Linked DNA regions of Mus musculus: region 1 is linked to region 2. A link is a loop called in an ENCODE intact Hi-C map of the cell type or tissue named here. Cell type or tissue: left cerebral cortex. All regions are shown on one strand.

Region 1 (2,500 bases), 62 kb before region 2:
TCGCCCGGCGGATGGCTCCGGCTCCGCACGTGGCGGGCGGCGCGCTCCGGCGTGTTTACATTCTGCGGCCGCTCCACGTTGTGCTGCCGTCCTCTCCTGCCATTGGCCGGCTCCTCCCGGAGGGGTGGGCCCTAGGCTCCCGCTCCCCGTGCCTCTGAGGAGACTTGGGGTTCCCCACCCCAGCCCTCCCAAGGCCTCTGCCAAAACGCGGAGCCGAACCGTAGCCTGACACTCCGAGATCTAAGAGCCACCGTGAGGGGGCCCGGCGCGAACTGGAAGGCGTGCGGGAGCCTGTGGTGGGCAACCAGCATGGGGGAGGAGCCTCTGAGCCGTGCAGCCGCGGCGCGCGCAGGTGAAGCGCCGAGAGGGGCGGAGGAGCACGGTCCAGGAGGGCAGCCGTACGGCCACTCGGCGCCCGCCCGCCCGCCAGCCCGTCCGCGCGCACTGAGGGCAGGGCGCGGCGCGCGCGGGCGAGCTGGGCGGGCGCGGGTGGGGGAGGGGAAGGCGCCGGCCGAGGTGTCAGTCTGCGGCGCATGCGTGCGGGGCGGTCCGGGCCCGGCCTATATATTGAGTTGGCGCCGGCGCCAGCTGAGCCGAGCTGTGGAGGGTCTGGCGGTGAGGAGGTATTGGGGACAGGGGCATGCGGGAGCTAAGGGAACCACGTCTGGCGGGAGCCATGGGAGAGGAAAAATGGGGGGCGGGGGTGGGACAAGAAGTAGGAGACTGGAATTCAGGGGTTCCCGAGGTTGGTCCCTGTCAGGATTCTTGTCAGGAGGCCAAGCAGAGGCAGGGGATGGAGTGTGTCCCCAAATGAGAGGCCACGGCAAAGCTTCTCTGGGAGCTTCTCTGTCCATCCTCACTTGGGGAAGGTCTCCCGCGCGAGAGGATTAAGGTGGGATCACTTCACGGAGAGATTCTTAAGCACGGTTTTCTCCTTTAATTCCCCCCCCCCTTTCCTTCTGCTCTTCTGGAATTGGGGTCCCGTCACCCCTGCAAGCGACACTGCCCGCCGGGTGGGGCTGGGAAGGAGGGAAAGGAGCCTGGAGGACGTGACACCAGAAGGTTCCCTCCACCCCCTGCTTCCCCGCCACAGCCGCTCTCCAAATTGGCGCGGAACCGGCTTCTCCACAGCCCGCTCTTGGAGGCTCGTCCAGGCGCCTGGCGGCCGAGGCCAGGACGTGCCTTTCCCACCCTGGTTGTCCTGGGGAGTGCATGAATGGCCCAGATGATCATCTAAGGGTGCTAGGGGACTTTGCAAATTCCTGAACGCACTCGCGTTCCCAGTGTACAGTTAAGGAAATGAAAGCATGAATGTAAAATTACTGAGATAGCGAGTGTATTTCAGAAAATAGTGCAGTGTTTTATTTTTAAAGGTTTAGGCCACCTTCTAGTAACGTTAGTTGGTAACTTCTGAATCAGTTTTAATTTGGAACTTGAAGATTATGGATGACTATGTTCTTGATTTTGTTTTTCTTCTCCCCTATTTAGAGGTTTCATAGTCCTTGAAGAGAATGTCAAGACGCAGGTAACAGTGTTAGTCTTGGAGACATGTTTCAAAATTAGCTGCTGCTTTTGAAATATATGACGTACTAATTAAGCTTCCTTTCTACAATTCATCACAGTAGCCGTTTACAAGCTAAGCAACATGCCCAGCCCAACCAGCCAGACTCTCCGCAAGAAACCCAGATAATTCAGGCCAAGAAGAGAAAAACAGCACAGGTGATTTAAGGAAAAAGAGGGAGAAAGGGAAAAATATTCCTTGCTGAAACCTTAGTTTACATGTTCTTTTCTATTCTTCAGGATGTCAAAAAAAGAAAAGAGGAGATCACCAAGAAGCATCAGTATGAGATTAGGGTAATGCAGAACTGGACAGGGTGGGCTGGGGAAGAATAAGAGTGGAATCATGTGTTATTGCCTTATAGTGGGAAGATTCTGATACTTTAGAGGTGAACTTGAAGGAGGTTCATATAAGCCTGAGTCCTACAGCTGCAGTGTAGATGGCTTAGAAGCAGCTGGTTCCCTTTGGTAAATCCCTCCCTTTTGGAGCTGGCTGGTATACTAGGTCTGCCTATATACTGCTCTTTGTTCATTTTCAGACTACAGTGGAGGGCCCTAATAGCTAATGAGTGGCATAAAAAGGATGTGAGATCACTGTCAGTTTGGCAACCCGGCTTTGGGATCCCTTCCTATGTGTTTACTTGGAGATGGTAATTCTTTCAAAAAGATTCTCTAAGTGATTCCACTTGACTAAATTTTTTGATGTTTTCACATTCAAGTATTAGAAAACACGTTAAAAAGAGCTATTTTTTAAAAAAGTATCCTTGCTAGAATTTCTAGATTCAGAGAACTAGTCTTAAAATTATTTCACTTTACATTAAAATGCATGTTATTATTTCAGTACATTAAGTATTGTATTACCTTGTATTACCAGGCTTCGTTATCTAACTTAAGAAGACTAATATGAATTATATGGCTTTAAAAATAAAATACAGGGCTGGGC
Region 2 (2,500 bases):
TCAAATGTAATGCCATTTACAGCTTTATACCTTTTCTCCAGTATGTCTAAATCCCACTTCAAATGTGCAGCAACTTTAAGAGCAAGAAGCTTTAGGACGCGATTTCTCTTGTTATCAGGTGGAGGCTGGACTTGGTTTTGCTCATTAACTGAAGGTTTGGAAGCCTGCTCCAAAAACTGAACTATAAGCTGAACTGGTGCAGGATCTAGGATTTAAAAGAAATTAAATTCTTAAAGTTTTCGTTATAAAAACGCAAAAGGATTCGCGTATACTAAAGACTATGGTACTTGGGGGGCACGAAACATCTGGAGGTGTGGTCAGAGACAGCTGCAGATCGGCGTTTGCCAGCTTAATTAATAAGCAAGAGGGTCTGGGGACGATTCAAAACTGATTCATAACAAAGCATTTCACAGAGAAGAACTAAGCATTACAGGTTCCCAGTTCAAGATAAGACCAATGCCAATTGGAGGAAAGAAGTAGTGTTTTGACAGGGGTCTTTTATTGAACTGTCTCTAGCTTTGTTTCCCACCAGTAAAGTAGCGGCTAATGCCACTTTCTTCACTATAATGAAGGCTTCGCTAAGGACCGCAACCTATTTAAAGAGCTAAGCACGGAGGCTTGGCACCCTAGCCCCTAACAATGTGTCAATAGGAAAGCTCTAAAAGCACTGAGATACACTTGGTAAAACTGCCCCACCAATGATGCCAACTTTTCACAAAGTAGTCTCCTACAAGGCCAAATTCGGATGAGAACTGAGCAAACTAAAGGTAAAGACCTTACATTGTACCTTTACCAAAATGCCCGAAAGAGGAAAAGGGCCATGTTCCTTGCCCAACACGGGTATCCCTATACAACAGCCGAAGCAGCTGTTTTCGGGGGATTTATATTAATTCGGGGTTCAACAGTGAAATACACAATCCCCTGGCTGAATGAACCGAAGGCTACGGCCGGCTCTAGGCTCCGCAGAGCCGCTCTCCCCTCACGAAGTCACCCCCAGGGCCGTGCGACATCGGCGACCCGACCCCCGCACGGCGAGTGCGGGCGCCCTTCGCTGTGAGGACCGCGGCAGACCGAAAGCCTTTGTCTGAAACTTTCCGCAGACGCTCCGCGGCGACGTTCCCGGCTGAGGCACCGTCGAGCTGGGCCCAGCGGCGCCGGCCAGGCCTCAGGCAGCGGGGGACAGAAGGCAGCGGGCCGCAGACCACGCCCGCCCGCCCGCTCGCTCGCTCGCTCACCCGGACAGGCTTTGCGCAGATGCTTCTCCAACAGCGACTCCTCCAGCAGGAACTCGAACCAGCAAGTCTGCGGCGGGGTGCAGGGCCGGCTGGAGGTGGCCGCCTCCCGGTCCGCCGCCTCCGCGCTCATCCTGCCCCCGCCGCCGCTGCTCCCGCCGCCTCCGGGCTCCAACCTGACCCTCGCCCAGTCCCTTTATCCAGCGAAACCGCCCGGAACCTCTAGTCAGCTCGCACAGCCCAAGATGGCGTAGTAGTCGGCCAGAGTCCGGCCCCGGATCCGCAGCTAGCCACGCTCTCGACCAATCCCAGTTAGACTTCGGAGGAAAGGGGCGGGAACAGCAGACTGCTCCGCCCCTTAGCTGCCATGGAGTCTCCTGGCCCTTCAGAAGCTAGATTCTGGCGGGGCTCTCCAGATTCTCTGGACATTCCCAGAGAAAATGAAGCGAGTTCGATGTCTTCGTAAGAAAACCAAAGAGACCAAATCTAGTTGCTTTGTCTTGGGTGCTTTACCTTTTTGAGACTCCTTCCAGCCTAACTCCTCTCCCCGTTTCCCAAGGCTTATTACATAATTAAGATCCAACTTTCCTGGGGTTGGGGATTTAGCTCAGTGGTAAAGTGCTTGCCTAGCAAGCCCAAGGCCCTGGGTTCGGTCCTCAGCTCCGGAAAAAAGAAAAAAAAAAAAAAAAAACAAACTTTTCTGCGACTTCCCAAGACTAACTCTCGGAATAAGAAGCTAGTTAATTTTCCTCAGATCTCCAGTCTAGGCACAGTAAACCCTATTTTACGCGTTCCACCATTCTGAAAGGTCCTTAAGTATCATTATCAATAAAACTAAAAAGCATGGTGTAGTGGGGCATTCCTGTAAAACCCAGCACTTGGAGAGCAAAAGCCAAAGCCAGATTGGTCCTTCTAGAGAGTTCCTGTGATCAGCTGACTGGCCAGCTGATCCGGACAAAATACATCCAGAAGAAAGTTTGAAGAAAACTCCCAGACATCCTATACACACCTCATAGAAAATTTCAGATATGTGTTACTAAAGATGATTGTTTTCATAAAGGGACCCTGAGAAACAAAGAAAAAAATTCAGATTTAGTCAGTTTCTTTTAGATGCTTCTCCTGTTTTGTTTTGCTTTGTTTGAAACAGGGTTTCACTCTGTAGCCCAGAATGACCTGGAACTATGTAGCCCAGGCTAAACTTGAACTTGCATCCATTTTATTGAATCAACCACCCAAGTGCTGGATTATAGATTAAGCTCTTTGTGGGC

The links. Peaks named below come from ENCODE experiments on the same cell type or tissue, not always from the same donor. Only the 100,000 strongest peaks of a DNase experiment are listed, where the experiment ranks them.
Region 1: it touches region 2 in a loop (6-fold over the local background); 9 of 42 quality-filtered maps call a loop at or near these places.

What each region holds. Positions count from the first base shown.
Region 1 is chr4:11,191,193-11,193,692 of GRCm38, forward strand. It overlaps Ccne2 (cyclin E2), which reads left to right and starts at 517. Exons shown (of 12, transcript NM_001282943.1): 1 at 517-623; 2 at 1,489-1,525; 3 at 1,623-1,719; 4 at 1,801-1,854. The coding sequence starts at 1,512. It overlaps A630034I12Rik (a long non-coding RNA gene), which reads right to left and starts at 38. Exons shown (of 3, transcript XR_001784240.1): 1 at 1-38. In left cerebral cortex, a CTCF peak has its summit at 1,171; DNase peaks (open chromatin) are centred at 69, 497, 846 and 1,097; H3K4me3 peaks cover 1,641 bases; H3K27ac peaks cover 777 bases.
Region 2 is chr4:11,252,746-11,255,245 of GRCm38, forward strand. It overlaps Ints8 (integrator complex subunit 8), which reads right to left and starts at 1,514. Exons shown (of 27, transcript NM_001159595.1): 1 at 1,236-1,514; 2 at 31-205. The coding sequence starts at 1,365. In left cerebral cortex, a CTCF peak has its summit at 1,282; DNase peaks (open chromatin) are centred at 746 and 1,526; H3K4me3 peaks cover 1,969 bases; H3K27ac peaks cover 1,479 bases.